Linked DNA regions of Homo sapiens: all the other regions are linked to region 3. The links are chromatin contacts, found by Hi-C or POLR2A ChIA-PET in ENCODE. All regions are on one chromosome and are shown on one strand. The core of a region is the stretch at or near the end of the contact, and the rest is flanking DNA. Distances in the headings are between cores, read along the strand shown. Region 1 overlaps FAIM2 (Fas apoptotic inhibitory molecule 2). Region 2 overlaps FMNL3 (formin like 3). Region 3 overlaps TMBIM6 (transmembrane BAX inhibitor motif containing 6).

Region 1 (3,128 bases), core at 147-2,646, 100 kb after region 3:
ACTCCAGCTGAATTTGTGTCCTAACCTTGTCAGAGACAAGGATAACGTCCCCCATGGCTCCAGTGTGATGGCGTTCCCTCCCCTCCCACACAGCGCCCTGGCCCCACATTCCCCACAGGAGCTTGTGGGGTGATCATTAACCCATGCGCCTCCTGACCCCACTTCCAGTCGTTAATTTGTGCGTAAACTTGGACAAATCGCTGCACCCTCTGCTCCTTAGTTTCCTCTCAGGTAAAATAAGAGGGTTGGAGTAGACACATTCACCTATGCATTCCTCCATTCGCTAGTAAGTTGTTTACTGAGACCGTGCGTCATAACTCTGCCTTCAAGGAGCTTTGGTTCTGTAGGGTTGTTGTTTTGTTTTGTTTTTTTTAAGACGGAGTCTTGCTCTGTCGCCCAGGCTGGAGTGAAGTGGTGTAAGCTTGGCTCACTGCAACCTCCGCCTCCTGGGTTCAAGCGATTCTCGTCTCAGTCTCTTGAGTAGCTGGGATTACAGGTGTGCGCCACTACGCCCAGCTAATTTTTGTGTTTTTAGTAGAGACAGGGTTTCACCATGTTGGCCAGGCTGGTCTCGAACTCCTGACCTCAGGTGATCTACCCACCTCGGCCTCCTAAAGTGCTGGGATTACAGGCGTGAGCCACTGAGCCCAGCCAAGGTTCTGTGGTTTTAAAGCTGCCGCTCTGGACAATCTGTCCAGATGCAACCCAGGCATTCCTTCCTTCTGTGTACCTTTTAGGAAGCAGATTTTGGCTCAAAATAAGAAAGACCCTTCTACCAGAACGGCCCACAAACGGACAGGCTTCCACAGAAAGGGGTGAGCCCCTGTTCCGGAGGAGACTCTGGGATTGCTTCTAACTCCGGGATCCTGAGAGCCTCCGTAAAGGGTTTATTGAGCAGGAGAACCAATTTAACCCTGTCCACATGAAAATAAACATGGAGATTTACTTCAAACTCAGCAGCTCTGGTGAGAAGGCTCTCACACAGGTCCGGGTTTGACCCACACAGACTCCACGACCATCTGAGGCAACCAGCACACGGCAGACGAGGGAAACAACTCAGGTGTCACAATTGCTTTTATTTTTATCTCCAGTCAGTCACAGACCCCAGGAAGGTGAGGTCAGGGAAGGGAACAGGTGCGGACACTGGGGAACTTGCAGGAGCTAAGGCCAGTGGACAGCAGGAGTGTCGGGGGTGTGGCAGCTGGCCTGGGTCCCTGGAGCTGTGTCTGCCCTCAGGGACTCAGGAGAACGGCTCAGGGAGGGCTTGGGAGGGGGTACACTGTGTCCGAGAGATGCAACCATCGTTCGGCAAAAGAAAACAGCGGTGGCTGATGAGAAGACAGGTCTGGGGAGGTCTGAGGAGAGCTCGGGCCAGATCCTGCCCCCAACCTCCAGCCACATGGGCCCTCGGTGACTCTCCCAAACCAGGCCCTGCGTTTCCTCAAGCAGCCACTGGAGGGCAGCAAAGTGCTTATGCAAAAATCCCACCCCGCCCAGGAGAGCAGCCAGGACACCTGGGACTTGGCTTCAGGTGGGCCAGGGAAGGAGGCAAGGAGCCTTTTGGAAAATGGGTGTCTGTCCCATCCTGACTCCCTCGGAAGGAAGAGTAGGGAATGGAAGAACTAAGATTCCGGGGCTTCCCCAGGTGATACCGAAGGAGCCATAGGTGTGCCCGGGAATGAGTCCCAGACTCGTGTGTGCCTCCCGGGCCCCCATCTGCAGCTTCCAGAAGAGGACTTCAGTGGGAGACCCCTCAACTCACATTCCGGACAGTCAGATTCCTGGCTGCCTCCAGCTTTACAAAATCCAGCCCACCCCTTCCTGGGCCCAGCCCCACCCAGGCCAAAAATGTGAAGGGCCTGCAGACTCCCTTCCTCCTTTACAGCTTGTGACACCTGCTCAGCTGCGGTTTCCTTAATCTTGCATTCCTGTTCCCCTGCCCTTCCTACTTCTGACGCCTCTCCTGGTGTTTCAGGATTCCTCACTGCCTGGATTGGAGATGGAACGCATAGACTTTGGCCCTGACCCTGCTGCCTACACTGTGGTACCTGCCACCCCCCCTCAGGACCCAGAGTAGGAGGCTGCGGCATCTTCTGCCCGGCTTCCCCAGCTCTGCAAAGAAGCCATTTCTCAAATGGCTGTGATGCGTGTGTGACACTGTTTATTGCCGAGGACCTGTCCCTCCTCCCCCAAGCTTTTGGCACTCAGCCCTGAATAAGCTTCTAAATCCCCAGTTTCTGCAGTAACTTATCCCAGGGAGAGGAGAACTTGGACAAGTAGATTCTAGGAAGCATGACCAAGGCTATCTGACAGTGGCAGGAGAGTGGGGTGCTGGGGCTAACCCTCTGGAACTGAGGCCAGAGATGAGGAGAGGAAACTGAGGGGCCCGGAGGAGAGGAGGTGGAGGAGGGTGGGAACCGGGTGAGAAAGTCAGTGGAGAGAAATGTTCTGGTGCCTCTCCCGCCCTATCCTGGCTATGAACTTCCATGTGGCAGATGGAAAAACTGAATTCCAGACAGCAAGAAACCCTCACCTAATAGCAGGAGCCCGCTGGCAGTGAGGCTAGGAACCAGAAACCAGAAATCTTGCCTCCCAGCTCTTGTCTGGAAGATAGAAACCTCAGAGTGCAAAATCTGGCGAGGGGTTTCAGGAAAGACGGGAGGCCGGGTGGCACTGAGGACAAGAAATCCCCAGGACATCAGGGCCTGACCACCCACCTCTCTGCGCTCTCATGTGGTCTCATTCCGGCCCCCACCCAGGCCCAGGGGCAAGCGTGATACCCTGTTTGCTTGAGGCAGCTGTGGGTCTGAACCCCAGGCCCGCCACTCGCTAGCCGTATGACCTGGGACTCATTACCGAGCCTTTCTGAGCACCTCGGCTTTTCCCTCTGCTACGGACATGAGCAGAGCGCTGTCTCTGGAGGATCACTGCGATGGATTAATTTAGACCAGCACACAGTGGGCATCTCACCCGTGCCCCCAATGCCTTTGCTGCACACACACCACCCGCCAGTTCTTGGCTCCTTTTCTCTTCAAATATCCAAGATGGAACAAAACTTCAAATGCTTCTGCAATGTTTCTTGAAAGCTGGGAGTAGGAAGGGTGGGGAGGGATGGGGCTGGGAAGGAA
Region 2 (2,768 bases), core at 91-2,590, 100 kb before region 3:
ACTTCCACACCACTGCTTGGGCTACTCCTTCCTGTCCAGGATTCCCATTTCCATCTTCATTGTTGAACTCTCACCCTTCCTTATCAAAGTAGAATGGAACTATGTCCTCCCCCAACTGGTCCCCAACTTCAGCCCCGGGGTGGTACTCACATGACAGAACACTGGGCAAAGGACAGGTAATCCACCAGTACATCCAGGCCTTTGTTTTCATCATTCAGAAATTCCCGCACCCACCTGCAGATAAAGGAAACACAGTGGAAGGGGTCTGCTAAAAGTGGGTCAAGGATGAGGGGGGTGACATGCCTCTGACCCAACACCTCCTCCTCCTGGAACCCAGCACCAGGCTAAGAAAATTCTGAAGATCAAAACCCATGACAGACCCATCCACGGTCATGGACTTCCCCTAGGCAGGGAAGTCAGGGATGGGGAAAGTTCAGGCCCTTCTAATGCCACTTGCTTTATCGTGAAGGTGCTTCAGACAAACAAGCTCTCAGGTACTCCCTCCTTAAGGGCCAGACCCTGGCTCAATTATTTTCTGCATCCCTCCACATGTCCTTGCTCAGTGTTTGTTGGAAGAATTTAGGAAGCATCAAGAGCATTTACTACAGGCCCGTGTGCAGAGTTGTGCTTGACCGAAGCCAGCAAGTCTCCAACTTGACTGAAGCCTCAGTCAAGACCCCAGCAGGAAGGGTCAAGGAGAGCTCTGGAACAGAGGCATCCTGGGGCAAAGCACTCTCTACTAAGTTTAAGGAGAGGAGTTTTAGAAAGCAGTGAGCAGAGATGTATAGAAGTTCTGTATTTAGTCATGTTGAGTTTGGCAGAACCAGAAAAAGCATGGGAGATGAACAGGAACTCAAGGAACTCCAGGATGTCTATGACCACTCAGAGTCAACCTGAGTACGTGGGTCCCCCTCAGCCAGGAAGGTAGACAACAAAGCACCTAAGGACCATATCCCAGGGCATTATTTTCCCTTCTGCTTTCAGTTCTTTTGGGCTGAGATATTCCTGGAATGAAAGTCAAGGGCAAATCTAGGGAACTGTTATATGACAGGTTCATTCCATAGCAGAAACATAAAACGCTCAGGATGAAACCCTAATCTAGAGTGCTCTACTCCTTCAGAATTTCTGGGGGTCTTTATAGGAAAGCTCCTCCCAAACTGCCCTGCGGGGCCTTTCTCCCCAACAGCTGGAAAACCAGTGCCATGTTGGCCAGCCACACCCCAAACTACAGAGAGACTCTGGAGCTACAACACCAGGCCCAGCTGAGATTAGGCAGCAGGCTCTGGCTGAAGCTGACTGACACCGGAGCTGCCTGAAGTTAGCTTCCTCTCTGGGGGCCAACAGGCCTCCCGTTTCCTGTCTGTCTGCTCTCCAGCTCCCCACCCCCTTCTCATTTCCTGTCTGAGTCTATACTGCTATTTCGGGATCTTGACACTTTGAGGAGAGGTTAAAGGGTGCTTAGGCAAGGCACAGAAACCAATACAAACCAGGGAAAGAGGAGCTGGAGAGGCTCTGGAATCCCACTTCCCAGCCTATCCCTCTCCAGAACCTGAGTTCCCATCTGCTGCTCCTGCACACCCAACTTCTGCAAGCCCTGGGGCTGATCAGGCTGTGACCAAAGCAGGATCCTCCTCTCCCCACCTTGCCCTGGGTTCCTGCCACCCTGAAGCACCCACAATCTGACAAACTCTTCCTGCCCAGAAATCCAGGAAGGATCTTGGTCCTTCCACATAACTCTACCCAGAGAAGCCGCAGTTCAGATGGCAGGCATGCCTAAAATGCCAGGCACTGAGCTATTCCCTGGGAACAAAGGACCAGGTCCAGGACCTCTAACTTGTGTGCCAACTGCCAAGAGGCCCCAGGCCTGGGAACCACGCTGCTTTGGACATAGCTCCTGGCCAGCAGCCAGAGGGGCAGGCACCAGGTAGAGGGGGCAGGCAGCAGGGACTATCATAAACTGCTCTGTGGCCTTCTCCCAATAAAAGCACACCCCTATCCTCAGATGACTACAGCAAGACTTAATCAAGAAAACAAGGCTAGGTACTAGTGGCTCCACTTTGGGATCCTCAAGGAGGATCACTTGAGCCTAGGAGTTCAAGACCAGCCTAGGCAACTATCTCTACTAAATTTTTTTTTTTAAGTGGCCAGGCAGGCCAGGCACGGTGGCTCACATCTGTAATCCCAGCACTTTGAAAGGCCAAGACAGGCAGATCACTTGAGCCCATGAGTTTGAGACCGCCTGACCAACATGGTGAAACCTCATCTCTACTAAAAATACAAAAATTAGCTGGGCGTGGTGGTACACGCCTGTAGTCCCAGCTATTCGGAAGGCAGAGGCAGAATGGCTTGAGCCTGGGAGGCAGAGGTTGCAGTGAGCCAAGATGGCGCCTGGGCGACAGAGCTAGACTCCATCTCAAAATATAAATAAATAAATAAAATAAAATGGCCAGGCATGGGTGTGTGCCTGTGCTCCCAGCTACTTGGGAGGCTGGGATAGGAGGATCACTTGAGCCCTGGAAGTTGAGGCTGCAGTGAGTCATGATCATGTCACTGTACTTTATCCTGGGCAACAGAGCAAGACCCTGTCTTAAAAAACAAATAAACAAAAAGAAGACAGAAGGGCTGAGAGGGACAGAAGGGACCTATGGAGGAATGCGGAGTGGTAGGGGGCTCAGGGTGGCAGGTAGCACTCAGGGTTGCCATCGGTGTCCTTCTTGCCCTCACACACAGGGGTACTAAGCAGCCCCTGCCACTTTGTCCTTCAGTCA
Region 3 (2,726 bases), core at 185-2,684:
CTTAGATTTCATTACTGTCTTCAGAAAACTCATGATGATCCTGGCCATGAATGAAAAGGTTAGTTAGCCTACAACCCAAAGATGAGACAATAATGGCTCCTGAGCTTGGCATGTGTGTATACTTCAGATTTGAAAACTTGCTCACACACTGTGTTAGGTCCAGGGTAACTGTAAGGCAGGCCACTGAGTAAGAGGTAAGCCAGAAGTCTTCAGTTGTTAGAAAAAAAGCAGCAAGTGAAAAAAAAATTTTTTTAACTAATTCCTGCGTTTAGTATGAAAGGGAAAAAAGCTTCAGTGGCAGTAAACACAACCTGCTACATGAATAATTTAAAGGCTATATAGTTGTGACTCAGAGAAAGGTATTGTGGAGGACGTTGTAAATTTCAGAAGTAGACTAATTTTATCCATTTGTTAATTTTTTTTTCCAAGGAAGCATTCTATATAGGGCTAATGAGTATCTAACGTAGTTGAGTCAAGCAGTGGGGGAAACAAATGAAATGAGCTTTTCTTTATAGACCTTATGGAGCTTAGAGATAGCATAGTGGTAGCGGGAGTAGTTGACCAGATAGGATTGCTGGCTCTGTCTGGGCTATGCCATGGTTGGACTGAGCACTAGGCAGATGTACAAGTTTCAGAACAAGCAACTGAATTTTCATTCCTTAATACATTGGGCTTCCATCCAAGATTGAATGAAGAATTCTGCTGGACCAAATTATTTCTGAATGTCAGTTTATGCCAGAGTCATGCTCACTTTGCAGGGTGGAGCACTTCTCGCGCCTAATGGTTGGTTGGTGGTCTTGGCCTCTAGTTTCACTCTTTGAGGATAGAGTGCCATCTGCAGCCTTCACTGTTGGGATCTGAGCTGTAGTGGCTGTGAATAGCCTAGAGTGGTCAGGCAGCCCACCTCGGCACTCCTGGGGTGGGGGTGGGGACAGCTGCTTAACCTTTATTCTTGGTCGGTCTGTCGGCAACTTTGGGAACCACCAGTAGGATGTGGTTAAGATTCAGTTCTTGCTGAGCTAAGGAAGCATTTCTCATTTCTTTTTAATTGTCTGGCTCACTTCTAGTCCCTAACTAAATGCTCACTCAAGAGTTTTAGCTTGAATGTCAAATGTCAAAAAATTAATTGGGTGATTTTTCTCCATTTCTAGGATAAGAAGAAAGAGAAGAAATGAAGTGACCATCCAGCCTTTCCCAATTAGACTTCCTCTCCTTCCACCCCTCATTTCCTTTTTGCACACATTACAGGTGGTGTGTTCTGTGATAATGAAAAGCATCAGAAAAGCTTTTGTACTTTGTGGTTTCCTCTATTTTGAATTTTTTGATCAAAAAACTGATTAGCAGAATATAGTTTGGAGTTTGGCTTCATCTTCCTGGGGTTCCCCTCACTCCCTTTTTTGTCAACCCCATCTGTAGCCTCTTCCTCTACTCAGGCAGTCGACCCGCCACGATGAGAAGTGGGACCAGCAGAGGGCGCCAACTTCAGGAGTCCGCTTTCCCACCAGGCTTCATTCACCCAGTGGACCTGAACTGTTTGGTAGAGCCACCCGGCCCTTCCTTCCTCATTGTTGTTTGGTATGCGCACAGTTCCTGTGGGACTGGGCCGTGAGTTTTCCATTGGAAAGAAGTTCAGTGGTCCCATTGTTAACTCAGCCTCAAATCTCAACTGTCAGGCCCTACAAAGAAAATGGAGAGCCTCTTCTGGTGGATGCTTTGCTCCCTCTGAGCTGCCCATGCTGGTCTGGCAAACACACCTTTCTGCTTTGCCTTCACAAAAGTAATGTGTTCCCTTTCCCACCCCTTGCCTGACCCTCAGGGAGTCAGCCTGCTTCCATCCATGGGTGGGAAGACTTCAGCACAAAGGAAAGACTAATTCTTGTCAGGCATTTTTGAAAAGGCTGATTATGTGTATCAAGGTACAGCATCGTAGGGTTCCCCTAAACTTGCCCTGTTTTTGTTTTTTTAGTTTGTTATCCCCTTACTGAGCGGCCTCTACTAGGTGGCTGTGATTAAATGTCCCAAGCAAGGATAGGGAAGGGGAATGGTTGAGCCTCTGGAGATCATTGTAACCAATCCTGCCAGACCTGTTTGGGGCAGTGGGGAGCAAACCTAGATAAGGACCTGTTTGGGGCAGCAGGGAGCAAAATCTCCTTTAACAACCAAGCAGTTCCTCATTCACATCAACAGAGCGAGGCTGTGATAACTTAGGAGGCAGCAATCCTAATAGTCCTTCAGTGCATTTTAGTCTGTCTCCAACTGGACACCAGTAGGTAGTGTCAAGCCAGAGATTCGGGGCAGTAGATAAATGTTCATTTTACTGATGCACTTTAGTTTTTGGTCTGTTACCTGTTTTCCAGAAATTTGTGGCCTTTTAGGCGGGAGTTAGGCGACCAAACCAGTGAGAGCCCCAATCCCTGCAGTTTTGTGGCTTCAAGTGTGGGTGGACAGTCCTAATGGGGATCTCCAGCTCCTTCCTGTGGGCTGCCACAGACAGCTACCCCCAGAAGGGTCAATGTTGGGAGTGGTTGTGGCTCTGAGCTGCTCTACAGAGCTTCAGTGTGAGAGGATCGAGCCATTGAAAGCTCATTACCAGTAGGACATAATTTTTGGCTCTCCCTATTCACAACCAGTGCACAGTTTGACACAGTGGCCTCAGGTTCACAGTGCACCATGTCACTGTGCTATCCTACGAAATCATTTGTTTCTAAGTTGTGTTTATTCCTGGA

Evidence for each region. Hi-C counts contacts between places; a loop is a spot of excess contacts on that map. ChIA-PET counts read pairs that join two places held with the same protein, here RNA polymerase II (POLR2A). Pooled maps may share reads with other maps.
Region 1: a loop to region 3 is called in a pooled map, with 2.3 times the contacts of the local background. The contact joins two enhancer-like sites. A Hi-C loop is called at or near these places in 13 of 168 maps with a recorded cell type or tissue (CD8-positive, alpha-beta T cell, HepG2, MCF 10A and 8 more), 21 of 37 single-sample maps with no recorded cell type and 23 of 50 pooled maps. POLR2A ChIA-PET finds 5 or more read pairs at or near these places in 7 of 52 experiments (AG04450, H1, OCI-LY7 and 4 more).
Region 2: a loop to region 3 is called in a pooled map, with 4 times the contacts of the local background. The contact joins two enhancer-like sites. A Hi-C loop is called at or near these places in 8 of 50 pooled maps. POLR2A ChIA-PET finds 5 or more read pairs at or near these places in 11 of 52 experiments (A673, B cell, H1 and 8 more).

What each region holds. Positions count from the first base shown.
Region 1 is chr12:49,865,840-49,868,967 of GRCh38, forward strand. FAIM2 (Fas apoptotic inhibitory molecule 2) reads right to left here. Exons shown (of 12, transcript NM_012306.4): 12 at 1,057-3,128. Among named protein-coding and RNA genes, the nearest start is that of BCDIN3D, 24 kb to the left of the region's middle. Within about 2 kb of position 1,397, at least 8 of the 41 ENCODE cell types and tissues checked have a DNase peak (open chromatin) inside an H3K27ac peak, as active enhancers do.
Region 2 is chr12:49,661,816-49,664,583 of GRCh38, forward strand. FMNL3 (formin like 3) reads right to left here. Exons shown (of 26, transcript NM_175736.5): 5 at 151-234. Among named protein-coding and RNA genes, the nearest start is that of PRPF40B, 40 kb to the left of the region's middle. RefSeq lists enhancers at 1,073-2,011, 1,585-1,744. Within about 2 kb of position 1,341, at least 32 of the 41 ENCODE cell types and tissues checked have a DNase peak (open chromatin) inside an H3K27ac peak, as active enhancers do.
Region 3 is chr12:49,761,722-49,764,447 of GRCh38, forward strand. TMBIM6 (transmembrane BAX inhibitor motif containing 6) reads left to right here. Exons shown (of 10, transcript NM_003217.3): 9 at 1-58; 10 at 1,152-2,726. The coding sequence ends at 1,175. Among named protein-coding and RNA genes, the nearest start is that of TMBIM6, 22 kb to the left of the region's middle. Within about 2 kb of position 1,435, at least 10 of the 41 ENCODE cell types and tissues checked have a DNase peak (open chromatin) inside an H3K27ac peak, as active enhancers do.